Regions from separate parts of the Homo sapiens genome. Here regions 1, 3 and 4 are each linked to region 2. A link is a contact called in ENCODE Hi-C or POLR2A ChIA-PET data. All regions are on one chromosome and are shown on one strand. Each heading gives the region's core, a stretch centred on a gene start or an enhancer-like site at or near the end of the contact. The rest is flanking DNA. Distances are from core to core; before and after follow the strand shown. Region 1 holds the start of STRADA (STE20 related adaptor alpha). Region 2 holds the start of GNA13 (G protein subunit alpha 13). Region 3 holds the start of PRKCA (protein kinase C alpha). Region 4 holds the start of CCDC47 (coiled-coil domain containing 47).

What was found. Hi-C counts contacts between places; a loop is a spot of excess contacts on that map. ChIA-PET counts read pairs that join two places held with the same protein, here RNA polymerase II (POLR2A). Pooled maps may share reads with other maps.
Region 1: a loop to region 2 is called in a map of B cell, with 9 times the contacts of the local background. The contact joins the promoter of STRADA here to the promoter of GNA13 in region 2. A Hi-C loop is called at or near these places in 1 of 168 maps with a recorded cell type or tissue (B cell), 1 of 37 single-sample maps with no recorded cell type and 1 of 50 pooled maps. POLR2A ChIA-PET finds 5 or more read pairs at or near these places in 2 of 52 experiments (CD8-positive, alpha-beta memory T cell and MCF 10A).
Region 3: a map of ascending aorta shows a loop between it and region 2 (8-fold over the local background). The contact joins the promoter of PRKCA here to the promoter of GNA13 in region 2. A Hi-C loop is called at or near these places in 2 of 168 maps with a recorded cell type or tissue (ascending aorta and naive thymus-derived CD4-positive, alpha-beta T cell) and 10 of 50 pooled maps. POLR2A ChIA-PET finds 5 or more read pairs at or near these places in 1 of 52 experiments (PC-3).
Region 4: a map of naive thymus-derived CD4-positive, alpha-beta T cell shows a loop between it and region 2 (25-fold over the local background). The contact joins the promoter of CCDC47 here to the promoter of GNA13 in region 2. A Hi-C loop is called at or near these places in 1 of 168 maps with a recorded cell type or tissue (naive thymus-derived CD4-positive, alpha-beta T cell) and 7 of 50 pooled maps. POLR2A ChIA-PET finds 5 or more read pairs at or near these places in 1 of 52 experiments (Caco-2).

Annotation. Positions count from the first base shown.
Region 1 is chr17:63,740,507-63,743,681 of GRCh38, reverse strand. STRADA (STE20 related adaptor alpha) reads left to right here and starts at 1,883. Exons shown (of 13, transcript NM_001003787.4): 1 at 1,883-1,941. RefSeq lists a silencer at 1,601-1,720.
Region 2 is chr17:65,054,604-65,058,072 of GRCh38, reverse strand. GNA13 (G protein subunit alpha 13) reads left to right here and starts at 1,333. Exons shown (of 4, transcript NM_006572.6): 1 at 1,333-1,762. The coding sequence starts at 1,480. RefSeq lists silencers at 1,046-1,555, 1,836-2,095.
Region 3 is chr17:66,301,171-66,304,762 of GRCh38, reverse strand. PRKCA (protein kinase C alpha) reads right to left here and starts at 2,150. Exons shown (of 17, transcript NM_002737.3): 1 at 1,739-2,150. The coding sequence starts at 1,911. RefSeq lists an enhancer at 855-1,356.
Region 4 is chr17:63,771,918-63,775,412 of GRCh38, reverse strand. It overlaps CCDC47 (coiled-coil domain containing 47), which reads left to right and starts at 1,816. Exons shown (of 13, transcript NM_020198.3): 1 at 1,816-2,001. It overlaps DDX42 (DEAD-box helicase 42), which reads right to left and starts at 1,243. Exons shown (of 18, transcript NM_203499.3): 1 at 1,037-1,243. RefSeq lists a silencer at 915-1,204 and enhancers at 1,335-1,644, 1,357-1,941.

The DNA of each region.
Region 1 (3,175 bases), core at 634-3,133, 1.3 Mb after region 2:
GTCTCAAAAAAAAAAAAAAAAAAAGAGTTATACCCATAGGAGTGTCTTCTGTTACAGACTGCTAAAACAGAACAGTTCTGAGACAATATGTTTTCTCTACCCATTTGTAATGGCTGCAAGAAGTTTAGCATCTTTTCAGACAGTCTCTCTAATACTCGGTTCCAAAAGACCACATGTGAAAGACCCTTCAGTAGAACACTGCTAGAAATTTTACTTCTCTGTTTATACTCTGTTGCTTTGTGAGTTTACCAAGTTTGCTCCTGAGAGTGGCATCTTATTTTGAGAATGAGAGCATGTGAGGGTAGCCCTTAGCAATGTCAAAGCACTCGATAAAATCAAAATGATGTGGCCCAGCACAGATGGCTCACACCTGTAATCCCAGCACTTTGGGAGGCCGAGGCTGGTGGATCACCTGAGGTCAGGATTTTAAGACCAGCCTGACCAATATGGTGAAACCTCGTCTCTACTAAAAATACAAAAATCAGCCAGGCGTTGTGGCGTGCGCCTGTAGTCCCAGCGACTTGGGAGGCTGAGTCAGGAGAATTGCTTGAGCCCAGGAGGCAGAGGTTGCAGTGAGCCCAGATCACGTCACTGCATTCCAGCCTGGGCAACAGAGCAAGACTCCATCTCAAAAAAAAAAAAAAAAAAAATCAAAGTGATGTATGTAAGATCAAATGAGAACTCATGTGCATACAGGTCCCACAGTTTCAGGGGCATATTTCTTTTTTTCTTTTTTTTTTTTTTTTTTTTTGAGACGGAGTCTCGCTCTGTCGCCCAGGCTGGAAGTGCAGTGACGCGATCTCTGCACACTGCAAGCTCCGCCTCCCGGGTTCAGGCCATTCTGCTGCCTCAGCCTCCATAGTAGCTGGGATTACGGGCGCCTGTCACCACGCCCGGCTAATTTTTTTGTACTTTTAGTAGAGACGGGGTTTCGCCGTATTAACCAGGATGGTCTCGATCTCCTGACCTAGTGAACCACCCGCGTCGGCCTCCCAAAGTGCTGGGATTACAGGCGTGAGCCACCGCGCCCGGCCTTCCAGGGGCATATTTCTATAAGTCCCTACTTGGATGTAGCTAAACTCCTCCCCCAGTCTTGGAAGTTAGGACGGTCTAAATCTGTGTCAAAGCTCAGAGCTGGCAAGAGCGAGTGTTCATTACCTGATGGTATATATCCGCGTTTTGGATACCCCCTCCTGCGCACGCGGGGGATAAGTCACTGAAAAACCTAGTCTCACAGGAGTGAGGCTTAGTTCATCGCTTCCTCATTTCTCAAGCTCTGCATAACCTGGCTTGGACAAACCTGATAGGTTTCCACAAACGGCTTCAGCTGTGGATGAGGAAGGCTTCGGGGGAAAAAAAAAGATACTGAGGGGACAAGATCGTTTTCATTAGTTGAGCTATTTTCCTTGTTTTACAAATAGTGGGGAGCAAAGAAAGGATGGGCTTCCCCTTTGCAGCTTGTTGTCTGGTGCCCGAGAGGCCAAAGTGAGGGGCATTTGAGATGTCGTCCAAGAAAAGTGCGAGGCGGGTTTTCCATTAGAAGTCCTACCACATGAAATGAGAAAAACACAATTCTCAGGAACAGCCAAGTTTGCCTTTCTCTGGTCCTTCATTGTTGAAGCCACCTGCTTCCCCCTCCTGCTGCGGGGGCGGAGGCTGTAGGCGGAAGCGCTGCGCGGCGGGAAAGACAACGGGAACTGAGAACCGCTCTCGGCGCGGCGGCGGCTGCTAGGGCCTGCCGCAGCCGCGGCCACTCGGAAAGGGCGGGACTTCCCCGCAGGGCGGGGTGGGGCGGAGCGCTCTATCAGTCCTCCCGGTCGCCCCACTGCGCATGGCACGTTGCGTACTCCCCTCCCAGCAACCGGTCTGGCGGCGGCGCGGCAGTAAAACTGAGGAGGCGGAGCCAAGACGGTCGGGGCTGCTTGCTAACTCCAGGAACAGGTACCTGCCTGGCGGGGTGCCTGGTACGCTGCCGGGGCCAGTCCCTCCTGGCTCTGCCACCGATTCCATCTCCCCAGGCCCGGGCCTTCGTCGGAGCGGCCATCCTGGGCTCACCTCACCCTCCACGGGCCCCCTTTTTAACCCGCGTCCTCGACTCCCGCAATGAGGCGCCGCAGCCCGAGAGCAGAATAGGCTTGGGCCTGGCGGGGAGACGCTGAAGCGGAGTTGCCGGGCGAGAGAGGCGGGCTCCTGCTTTCCCCTTCCTCCCCACCCCCTAGGACTTCCAGGTGGGGAACCTAGGGCTGGGTGCCGGTTTGTCCTGTTCAGGCAGAGTGGCGGCCGACCCCGGTCCTGGGCTCCCCGCTGTCCCCAGCCGCCGCGCACTTTGGGCTGACAGGCAGCGGGTCAAGTCCTCGTAAGGACACAAGATCCAGATGACTCCCAGAATCGGCCTAAACGAAGAGCTCATTGTCTTTTTGTTTTCCAGAAATGTTTTTTGGGTGCCTGCAGGGGATTTGGGCGCCGGAGATGGGGGTTGGGGATAAGGAAGAGAGCTCGAGGGAGGGGCAGTGGGTAGGTAAAATTGTTCATAGTTCTCAGGAAATAGGGAACTAACCTCTCTGCCCAGCCTTCTCCTGTATCCTAACATACTTTAACTTGACTTTCCCGGAGAAAGAGCCGTTGGAATTTGCCCTTTTCTTATTGTAATATCTGTTCAAGTAGAAGCATGTTCCAATACGTATATGCGACGTTAAGACAATTCTTCATTGACACTCATACCTTCCTGAAGACACCCAGGACTGTTTCTTGTCCCTGAGAGTTAAGGAAGAAACCAAATTTGATCACCTGCCAAAAGCCTGTGAATTCAGCCTTTAGTTACAGTGCTGAACTGGTCAAATCTGTCCCCTACTTTTTAATCAGATTTCTTAGAGGTGTTTTGGCTGGAATGCAGTGTTTATAGTTGTGGCCCCAGAAATGGAGGAAGTTTACTCTGGTTTTTAGAGCGCAGGCTTTGGAACAGATTTAATTAGTCCCCTACCACTTATCTGTGTGACTTTGGGCATTTAACCTCCCTGCACACCTGAATTTCCTGATCCGTAAAACAGAGATGATAATACTTGTGAGCTGCTCATGAAGCATTTAGCACAGTGCCTGACACGTAGGAAGTTTGCCATAAATGTTTGCTGGGTTTATTATTTTCTCTCTTTATTTTTATTTTAATTTTTTTGAGATG
Region 2 (3,469 bases), core at 84-2,583:
CTGTCACTTGTGGCTTGTCTCCTGGCCTCCTTTCAGGTGTCCTGGCCTGAATCTGCTGTTAGGACAGAAAAAAAGTCCCTGGACGGGTCATATCCTCTGTAATCTGGCAGGAAAGCTAAAATTTGCGTGCTCCCATTCCTCGTTGTGTTTGTGTATCTGCTTCCTTGTTGGGAAGAGCCTACATCACAGTGTCCGGTGTAGGGGATTTTCACCATGACCTCACCCTCCTGCTGCCACTCGCTAATTCCGGCGCGGCCAAGCGTCCCTGAAGTCACATCACAGCCCAGGTGGAATGCACGAGTGAGCCATTAAATGCCCCTGGTAGCACGTCTCAAGTGAACATCAACTCCAGTTCTTTCCCCTCACAGAGAGCCCTGGTAGGGGTCTGAAAATGCCAGAAAGAGCTGGAAGTGGGGGTGGACGACGTCTGGTTACCGTTCTGGGATTCGGAGACTAGAAGGTCAAGGGAGTCACTTTAAGAAAACACACCAGGCCTGGGCCTGGTGGCTCTGTCTGGAATCCCCGCACTGTGGGAGGCCGAGGCTAGAGGATCGCTTGAGCTCAGGAGTTCGAGACCAGCCTGGGCAACATAGGGGGGAGCCCCTGTATCTAAAAATAAATACAAAAAATTTAGCCGGGTATGATGGCACACGCCTGTACTCCCAGCTACTCGGGAGGCTGAGGCGGAAGGATGGCTTGAACCTGGGAGGCGGAGGTTGCAGTGAGTCGAGATCGAGCCAATGCACTCCAGCCTGGGCGACAGGGTGAGACTCCGTCTCAAAAGAGAAAAAATAAAATGAAATAAAGAAAATGCACCAAAGGCCTGCCAGGCTCACGCCGGCTGTTCTGTTCGAATAACTTTCGAGTCCGTGGCCTCGAAATGGGTCGGGTGGGCGGTGACAGCGGGCAGCGGGCGCGCAACGCGGGAGAAAGGGAGGCTAAGTGGGAGCCCAAAGAACCGCGTCCGGGACCTGGTCTCCGGCCTCCCGGCCTTGGGGAAGGAGCCCTTCTGCCCACAAGTGGGCTCAGGCCATGAAAGGGAAACAGAAAGTCGGGCTCCCCAGCCTGGCCCACGTGACCGCGGTTCCTCAGCCCTCCCCGCGCGCCCGGCCGCGGCTGCGGGCGCGGGCACCCGAGCGACACATCGAGCTCGTGACTCGCCGCCCAGGGCGGGAGGCGGAGAAGCGGCCGCGGCGTGCGAGCGCGCCTCCGGGAGGCAGCGGGAGCGCGCACGCTCCGGGGCCACCGCCCCTCCGGGGCCGGGCCCGCCCTCCTTCCCTCCCTCCCTCCCCCGCTGTCCTGGCCCGCCCTGCCCGGCCCGCCCTGCGAGTCAGTTCGCTGGTTCCCTCCCTCCCTGGGCGCGCTCGGGCCGCCGCCGCGCTCCCCGCCCTCGAGCCTCGGTGCCGGAGCCGCCCGCCGCCGGAGGAGGAGGTGGAGGGAGCCGGAGGGGCCCGCCGAGGCGGCGGCGGCGGCGGCAAGATGGCGGACTTCCTGCCGTCGCGGTCCGTGCTGTCCGTGTGCTTCCCCGGCTGCCTGCTGACGAGTGGCGAGGCCGAGCAGCAACGCAAGTCCAAGGAGATCGACAAATGCCTGTCTCGGGAAAAGACCTATGTGAAGCGGCTGGTGAAGATCCTGCTGCTGGGCGCGGGCGAGAGCGGCAAGTCCACCTTCCTGAAGCAGATGCGGATCATCCACGGGCAGGACTTCGACCAGCGCGCGCGCGAGGAGTTCCGCCCCACCATCTACAGCAACGTGATCAAAGGTGCCGGGCCGGGAATGGGGGCCGGGGGTTAAGGGCAGGGGGGCTGGGGCGGCGGCGGGTGCGGGGCGGGGCACCGCCCTGGTCCGCTGTGTCGCTGGCGAAGGAACGGGCCCGGCGGGCGGGCTGGCGGGAAGGGGGCGCGCCCCGGCAACTGGCCCTGCCCGCCCGGGGTGCCCTCGCGCCCCAGGGCGAGAGGATGCTCGGGGTCGCCCTGCTCTCCCGCTTGTCTCCCCGGTGGGCGTCACGGCCATTCCCCCACCCCCCACCGCGTCCTGGTCTCTCCCCCTGCGAGAGGGAAGTGGGGCGAGCTGGGTGCTGCCTCGGGGTGTGGGCAGACCTCTCCTGTCCTCCCCGCTGCGGATGAGGCAGGAACACCAATAGCAGCCCTAGCCGCTTCACCCCCATCCCCTGCTCGGGCGATGTGGGCCGAACCTCGCTACCCTGGCTGGGTGACCCGAGTCACATGGGGTCGCATGCGCTCCCAACTCCCTGCTTCCTTGGCCGTCTCCTAAGCAAGCGAGTTCTGGAACCGTCGCAATAAGGGAACTTTTTGCCCGAGACTTCTTGTCAAGGGCGTAGGGTGACAGCCTCCTTTTGGGCGAGAATATGAAACTTGAGGAGTGTCAGGTTGACTGTACTGGAATCAGGAGAGAGTGGACCCATACAGTTAGCATGAAAATGTAGCATCTGTGCTTTTTCGCCCCAGTGTCACGGTCAGGTAGGATGTTTGCGTGTGATTTCTGTGCAACACGTTCCACTCTCCTTTTCGCTAAGTAACTGGGGGCTGGCAGGAAGGGAGTACCACTGCTTCTATTTAGATGAAATGTAGTAGTAAGAAGACTGGCCTAAAAGTCATGTGGATCCTGTACAGATGGAGACAATGAATGAGTGTTGAGTTAGATAATTGGCTCGGCTCTTTATTGACAGTAGTTTTAAAATTAAACTTTGTTCTTAAGTGAAAAATAAACAAGTTGTTTATTTCTGGGCATTCAAAGAAATCGAAAAGATGGTTTTTATTTTGTCATTTGAAAGATAATTAACACTCGTTTCTGCGTGTCAAGTATGTTCTATAGAAAAGGCATTTTGGCAAAATTTAGGTGCAGCGCCTGGTAACTCAGGTGCATCTGGATTTTATTTTATCTGGGGAGCAGTTTAGGAGTTTGCTACAGATTGCAGGTCTTTTTAAGTGGGATTTTTGTTCAGGAAGTACATAAGGGACTTCTGCATGTCACCCCCCCGCCCCCTCCCCGCCAACCGCCTCCCGAGCTTCCAGCGTTTGGGTAAAGGAAAACTGCCTGAAGAGCCAGGCATTATGGAGTAATGAATTAGAGAGAATCACTAGACCACAGCCAGCTCTAGCCCTAGTACCTCTGCAGTTAAACTATAAAGAACAGTTGTATTTATCCTGCTGTAATGTTTAGCTCAAAACTAATTAAGGTCTCTTTCAAGGCTGCAGACTCTGCCTTGACAGTCCTTAATTGAAGGTACCTTTGTAACCTGATGCAGCTGAACTTAAGGAATTATGTTAATGAATAGCATCAACATGTTAACTGACTGTGAGCCTGGTAAACACCTCGTTCTTAATGTACACTGAGTTGTAAGTGTGATCTACGTTGAGCATTGATTATGAGATGATGTAAGTCATCAGGAATCTAGTTTTTTCAAGTTGACATGAAATTTGACAGTAGAACAGTTTCTCAGGCTGGG
Region 3 (3,592 bases), core at 901-3,400, 1.2 Mb before region 2:
TGGAAATCACTCATAGAGGTGGCTGTGCTTTTCATAAAAGTGTACTTGGGAGCAGATGTCTAAAAAGGAAAGGAAAAATTAAACACCTTATTCGCACCACGATCATGGGACCTGCCCTTTGGGATGTTTTTCCCCAGGTGTGATGGATTCCGACAGAGCCATCCATACTATGCTCACCCTAGTGGCCCAAGATACCTGTGCCACACAGCTGGCTGGTGGCAGGATTCACTCCGTGACTGCCACCCTGTGCAGCTCCCCCTGGCCTAGAAGGAGAGGGAGCTAAGAAGCCCTAGCCATAGCTCTGTCTTGCCCGGAACTTCCTACACCACAAAGAAGAGGTAGAAGAGTCAGGACGTCGGGCAACTTAAAAGAAAAACCAAACTACTGCTGCTCTAACTAGAGGACCTAGAGCTCCTTTAGTTCCAGCTTTCAAAACTTTTGTGTGGTGACGGGGATCTGGGAAGAAGGGTCACACACCTTTTGAGGATCAGATGAAAGCTGTAATTCTCTCACCAGGAAAAAGATTCACAAACACAATTTCCCTCAGTTTTACAGGGTTCAGAGACCCCTGAAGCCCTTCTATGTATCGATTCTCCATAAGCCCCCAGGGACCCTCCGAGTTAAGAATGCCTGAATTCATTGGCGATTACCTGATCTCTGACCTCTGGCCCTTATATTATTTTTCTTAAATAAGGCCTCTGCCCTCATCAACAGGGTTACAGGTCTAATCTCGAGTTGACAGGGTCTGTTTCATTTTTTTTGAGACGGAATCTCGCTCTGTCTCACCCAGGCTGGAGTGCAGTGGCCCGATCTCGGCTCACTGCAGCCTCCGCCTCCCGGGTTCAAGCGAGTCTCCCGTCTCAGCCTCCCGAGTAGCTGGGATTACAGGCGTGTGCCACCACGCCCGGCTAATTTTGTATTTTTAGTAGACGGGGTTTCACCATGTTTGCCAGGCTGGTCTCGAACTACTGACCTTAGGTGATCCGCCTGCCTCGGCCTCCCAAAGTGCTGGGATTACAGGCGTGAGCCACCGCGCCTGGCCGACAGGGTCTATTTTAAATGAGTCCCTCTGCCCTTGTGCCATTTGCCTGCTAGAACTCCCCCTCCCCCACTGCAAGCTTTCAACAGTTTGCTCTCTCTCTCTCTGCTCACTCAGAAAAGTCAGTCTCTCCGTGCCCAGTAGATGCAGCCTACAGTAGGCAGGGGCCCAAGATGCCAGCGCAGTCCAGCCCGATGGGAAGCACAAACACAACCCCCCCACCCCGAACGCGCCCAGCCTGGCTCGCCAGCAACTTGGACCGCGCGCAGTGCAATCGCCGCCGCTCCCCCGTTACTCCGGGGCGCGTTTCTCCGGGAACCTTTGCCCCCTTAGGGCCTCTCCTCCTCCCCTGTCCCCTGGGCTCACACCCCGGCAAGCGGCCGCTCCGCTGGGTGCGTGCGGGTGGGCGCGCCCGGGGAGGTGAGGGGCCCGGCCCGGAGAGGGATCCCCTTCGCCACCGTACGGGGCCAGCCTCCCTCTCGCGCCAGGGGGTGTGTGTGGCGGGACGGCGACGTCCCGGGAGTCCTGCCCGCCGGTGTCAGGGCCGGGCGCGCGTGTCACTCCGGGCGAAGAGTTCGGACTCCCGCCGGTTCCAAGTTATCGGAGTGAGCCAGCCCCGGGGCGGACGCGCCGGAGCGCCGGGTGCCGGGACCCGGAGGCGGGGAGGAGCGGGGCAGGAGTGCCCGGCCCGGCACCTACCAGATGAAGTCGGTGCAGTGGCTGCAGAAGGTGGGCTGCTTGAAGAAGCGCGCGATGAATTTGTGGTCCTTCACCTCGTGCACGTTCTTCTGCCTCAGCGCCCCTTTGCGGGCGAAGCGGTTGGCCACGTCCTGAGACGCCGTGGAGTCGTTGCCCGGGAAAACGTCAGCCATGGTCCCCCCCAACCACCTCTTGCCTCCGCCGGGGAGCTGCGGCCGCGGAGGGCCGGGTGGGCGGGGGCGGCGGGGGAGAGGTGCGGGCTCGGGGCGACCCCGGGCGCGGGGCGCGGGCCGGTGGCCGAGGTCGCGGCGAGGGGGCGCGGCGGGGGCCGGGGAGAGTCGGGCTGGTGCTGCGCGGAGCGGGAGCGGGAGCCGGAGCCGCTGGCTCGCCCGCTGGCCCCAGGCTCACTGACAGCCCGGTGCCCGGCGCTCGCGCTTCCTACTCGCGGCGGCAGAGGCGGCCCGGAGCGGCACCGCCCACCGCGCATGCCCCGAGCGCGAGGCCGCGAGGACGAGCGGCGGGGGCGCGCGGGCCGGGCGCGCGCGGGGGTGCGGCGAGGGTGCGGCGGCGGCGGCGCTGAGCGGACCGGACCGAGTGCGGAGGAGGCAGCGAGTGCCTTGCGGTGCTGGGAACACTGGGCAAGGGGAGGCGGCGGCGGCGGCGGCGGCGGCGGCGGCGGCGGCGGCGGCGGCCGGGGGAGGGCCGGCCCGAGTGGGGATGCGGGGGAGGAGGCCGGGAGTGGCGGGTCCGCGCTCCTCCGCCGCCTTTTTCTTTCCTCCCCTTCCTGCGCCCGGCTCTCCTCCCTCTCGCCCTCCTCCGCCTCAGTTCTCCTCCTCTTCTTCCGCTCTTGCCGCCCGGCCTCCTCCTCTCCCGGTCTTCCTTCTCCCACTCCCGCTCTCTCTCTTGTCGACGGGCTCGGAGTCCTGCGCCACCCGTGCCGGGCCGAGAGGAGCCCGCGTCCGGGAGTGGGCTCCACGCGCAGCCCCTGCCCCGGAGCCTCCCGCCCGGTGCTCACCTCCTAACCCCTCAGCACCCGCAGCAGGGAGCCCCTTCCCCATCCTCAGGACCCCCGGTGTCTCCAGGGCACGACGCCCGTGTTTTAGCTGCCTGTACCAGCTTGAGGTTTCACCTGGCCAAAATGTCACTTTCATCACGTGTGCACTAAAAGACCTAGCCCCTAGACCTTCCTACAGGAGGAAGAGAGCGATTTTTAAATAATTAAGCATTGACCCTTTCCCCTACCTTCTCTTCTTGACCTATACCTTATTTCACCTGCGTGTGGTAGAGACTTTTAATTTGTACGTCGGGCATTTATCACCACGTGGGATGGTTAAAGGACTTGTCTTAGGTATTTATCCCGTTATTCAATGGCCACCAGAGCGACGATGTTGATTATCAGGCTTTCTTGATTTTACAAGTCCAGGACCTTAATTTAGAAATCATTTTGCATCCCAAGCTAATTACTGCAATACTGTCAGGTGCAGAGTGCAGCCAGTACGTTTGTAACTTACCAAGTAAAACTGCCTGTGAAAGAGTAGCGGGCATGGCTATGCAAAGGACGCAGGTGGGGATGCACCAGCTAATCACTCGCTGAATATTTATCAGGTCTGCCTGGAGGCCGCTAAAATACATAAGGGAAATAATCATTTCTCAGCGTTTCATTGGTGTTTTGTTTTATTTGCCAGATTCACGAAATCCCCAAAACGACTTTACGAGCTAAAGAGACCAAGAAAGAGAACACGTTTGATCCTTCAATAAATTTATGTTGAAAAAAAAAACTTTTCTAAAATACTTTCTTAGAGCATGTAACATAGGCCAAGTAGAGCTAATATTGTTTTCTTTGAGATTGCCTAA
Region 4 (3,495 bases), core at 567-3,066, 1.3 Mb after region 2:
GTTTGCCTCTCCTCCCGCTACTAGAAAGTTAAGTTCCCCAAAGGCAGGGGTCTAACACCTATCCCTATCACCTAGAACGGCGCTAGAGAATAGGCACCAATAAAAATACCCCTTGAATGAACGAATTGCACATTAGGCTACACAATGCTTCTTCCAGGTACAGGAAGATATATTTTCTTTTCCCAGCTGTCAAAATATAAACATTAATTTTTGTACGAAACACTCATTGCTCACCTCTTATGTGCCAGAAATGAGCTTGGCTCTGCAAAGCGCCTTAAGACATAGTCCCTGCGCTTGAGGAAGTCCTGGGTGTGTATACGAGAGAGGACAGACATAGAAACATCATTGACAAAAAGAAAACACAGGGAAGCCACAAGAAATTGGATAACTGCCTATAGGAGTGGGGGCAAGAGGGAAATTCTCAGTGATGAGAATGTAATTCCCCAAAACTCTCGACAGCTTCTCCTGTTTTTGATGCATATGTTTGCAATTCCATGTAAATTATTTATTCACATCAGATACGCTCTCAAGTAGGCCGCAAAAAAGTTTGTGTGACTACAGTGATGCTAATAATCGACCTACTCAACGCTGCACAAAGATCATCGCCTATATCTTTTCACTCCTCTCATTTGGCAGCTTTTGCCTCTCAGGACCCCAAATTCGGAGGCCTGCATCTCCCAAGCGCTGCCTCCTTGGGTCAGAATTCTCCCCGCGCTATTCCTGCCCTGGAGCCGGGCACCCTGCAAATCCTTTTCCTAGGCGAGGGGGCGCCGCCTCCGGAAAGCCGCCAACTGGGCCTCGGTAAGACTTGTGAGGGAAGCGGGAGCTGTGGGAGGGCGACGCGGCTAGGAAGGAACCCTAGAGGCCTCAGCCCCCACTCCCACCCCTTCCCGGCACCCCGGCCGCCGGTGCCCCGAGGCTCTGCCGACTCTTTGTTAAGCGAGGCCGCGGTTCCTCCGCCCTCGCTAGGCCCAGCAGTTGCCTCCAGTGCCCCCAAGGACTGGCGGCCTTGCGTCCAGAAACCCCACGCACAAACCTGCTGCTATGGCTGCAGCGGCAGCTGCTACAACCGCGGGCGCGGAGCGAATCCCGGAGCCCAAAGTACGCGCTGTCCCGGCCCGGTCCCGCCGCGCTCCTTCCTCTCCGCCCCCTTCGCCGCCGCCGCCGCCACCACCACCACCGCCGCCGCCACCGCCACCACCGCCACCGCCTCACGGCCCGTTGCTGAAGGGGGGAGGGGAACAAAAACGCGACATGCGCAGTGAGGAACGCGCGGGCAGAAGGGCGGGGCCGGGGCTACGGCTCCCGGAAGGCGCCTGACCTTAAAGCTCCAGAACGCCTCACAGGCTCCTCAGATACTCTGACGGGAAACTGCAGTTGGGTGGACAGTGTTCATGACCCATCTAGAAAGTGGGTCTGCGAATGAAGAAAAAGTGGCGTCAAGGGGCTAGCCAAAAATCCCAAGAGAAAACGGGTTGGACAGAAACCATATTTACATGAACATGCCTATAGTTTAAACTGTTGCATATACTACTAGAGCGACACTCTTGCCTCTGGCCACGTGGTCCCACACAGCATGGCCACCTTTAGCTTCCGGAGCACCGGTTCCGTGTGACGTCAACTTGACGGAATCCTAGGTAGGAGGATTGGGATAGGCGAGGGCAGTTCCGGCCCAGGGGCGGGGATTATGTAATTTTCCCAAAAGCCCCACCTCGCCTCAGCCGGGCGGGAGAGAGGGAGGTCTCGCGCTTTCCCCGGGGTTGCGTCCCGCCCCGCAGGCTGCGCGCAGGCGCTGACGAGCCGCTCGCATTCTACGTAACGGACGGCGGAGGCTACGTGAAGAGAGGCGCGGCGTGACTGAGCTACGGTTCTGGCTGCGTCCTAGAGGCATCCGGGGCAGTAAAACCGCTGCGATCGCGGAGGCGGCGGCCAGGCCGAGAGGCAGGCCGGGCAGGGGTGTCGGACGCAGGGCGCTGGGCCGGGTTTCGGCTTCGGCCACAGGTAAGGAGCGGGCCAGGACGCGCTCGTCGGCGTGGCCGGGCCAGGCCGAGCGGTGACTCCGAGTTGCTTGGCCTGTAGCCCGGTCCGGTTGAGATAATTGTAATGGTTTGGGGGAACTTTCCCACGGAGCTGTGAGCAAATGATAGCCAAAAGGGCAGAGTTAGAGGAAATGTACAGTGTGTGCCGGAGGATGACATTAGGATGTATTGATTCTCTTGGGTGGGGAGAAACTAGGCAAAGGGGTTTAATAGAAGCAAAAACCTCTGTGGCCAGTCTCTTCTGGAGGTTTCTAAAATGAAACGTGTTTGTATCCAACACATATAAAGAGACAGAGGAAAGTCTGCATGATTTCCAGAATACTCGTTTTGGCCGTTGTCAGGAAGACCTAATCTAAAATGACAACAAGGAATGATGGCCTCACTCAGTCCTCTTTCCTCAAGTCTAGACTCAGTCGCTGAGGAACTATTGGATGAGCTTGCAGAAAATAATCAAACCAGACTTGTTAGCGCTTGTGTGAATTTTCCTTGGTCCTGTGTTGCTTGCTTCAGGAGTCATAGAGGCTGGGTGGTCTGGCAAGGACTTGTGCATTTGAGAACTGACAGGTGCAGCGGAGACTTCTAAGAGGGAAAACCAAGGTAAAAATGGCTTGGATGATTGTAACCTAAATAACCTTGAAGGATCTCCATTATAGTGCTGAGTTATCTCAGAAGTGTTTCTATGGTGTGAATATTCTAATTGGAAATTCAATTTGAAATGATCGGATCTTTTGGCAGGCTGTTAATCGAGTTGACTGTTCCGGTGTTAACTTTTAGTTGCTTCTATATGAAAAAAAAGTTTTAAGAGTAGGATTTGAAAAGGAGGCTGGGCGCGGTGGCCCACGTCTGTAATCCCAGCACTTTGGGAGGCCGAGACGGGTGGATCACGAGGTCAGGAGATCGAGACCATCCTGGCTAACACAGTGAAACCCCGTCTCTACTAAAAATACAAAAAATTAGCCCTGCGTGGTGGCGAGCGCCTGTAGTCCCAGCTACTTGGGAGGCTGAGGCAGAAGAATGGCGTGAACCCGGGAGGCGGAGCTTGCAGTGAGCCGAGATCGTGCCACTGCACTCCAGCCTGGGTGACAGAGTCAGACTCCGTCTCAAAAAAAAAAAAAAAAAAAAACCCTTGGTACATATCTCCCGTAATACCCACTGCAGCCCTAAGAGGCAAGTAGCAAATGGTATCCCTTTTTTGTATGTGGAGAACAGGGAATTTTAAGTAATTAGGCTAAGGTCATATTGCTGGTAAATGGTAGAGCTGACATTTTATTTTATTATTTATCTATTTTTTTGAGACAGAGTCTCACCCTGTTGCCCAGGCTGGAGTGCAGTGGCGCAATCTTGGCTCACTACAACCTCCATCTCTCGGGTTCAAGCGATTCTCCTGCCTCAGCGTCCCGAGTAGCTGGGATTACAGGTGCCTGCCACCACGCCCGGCTAATTTTTGTATTTTTAG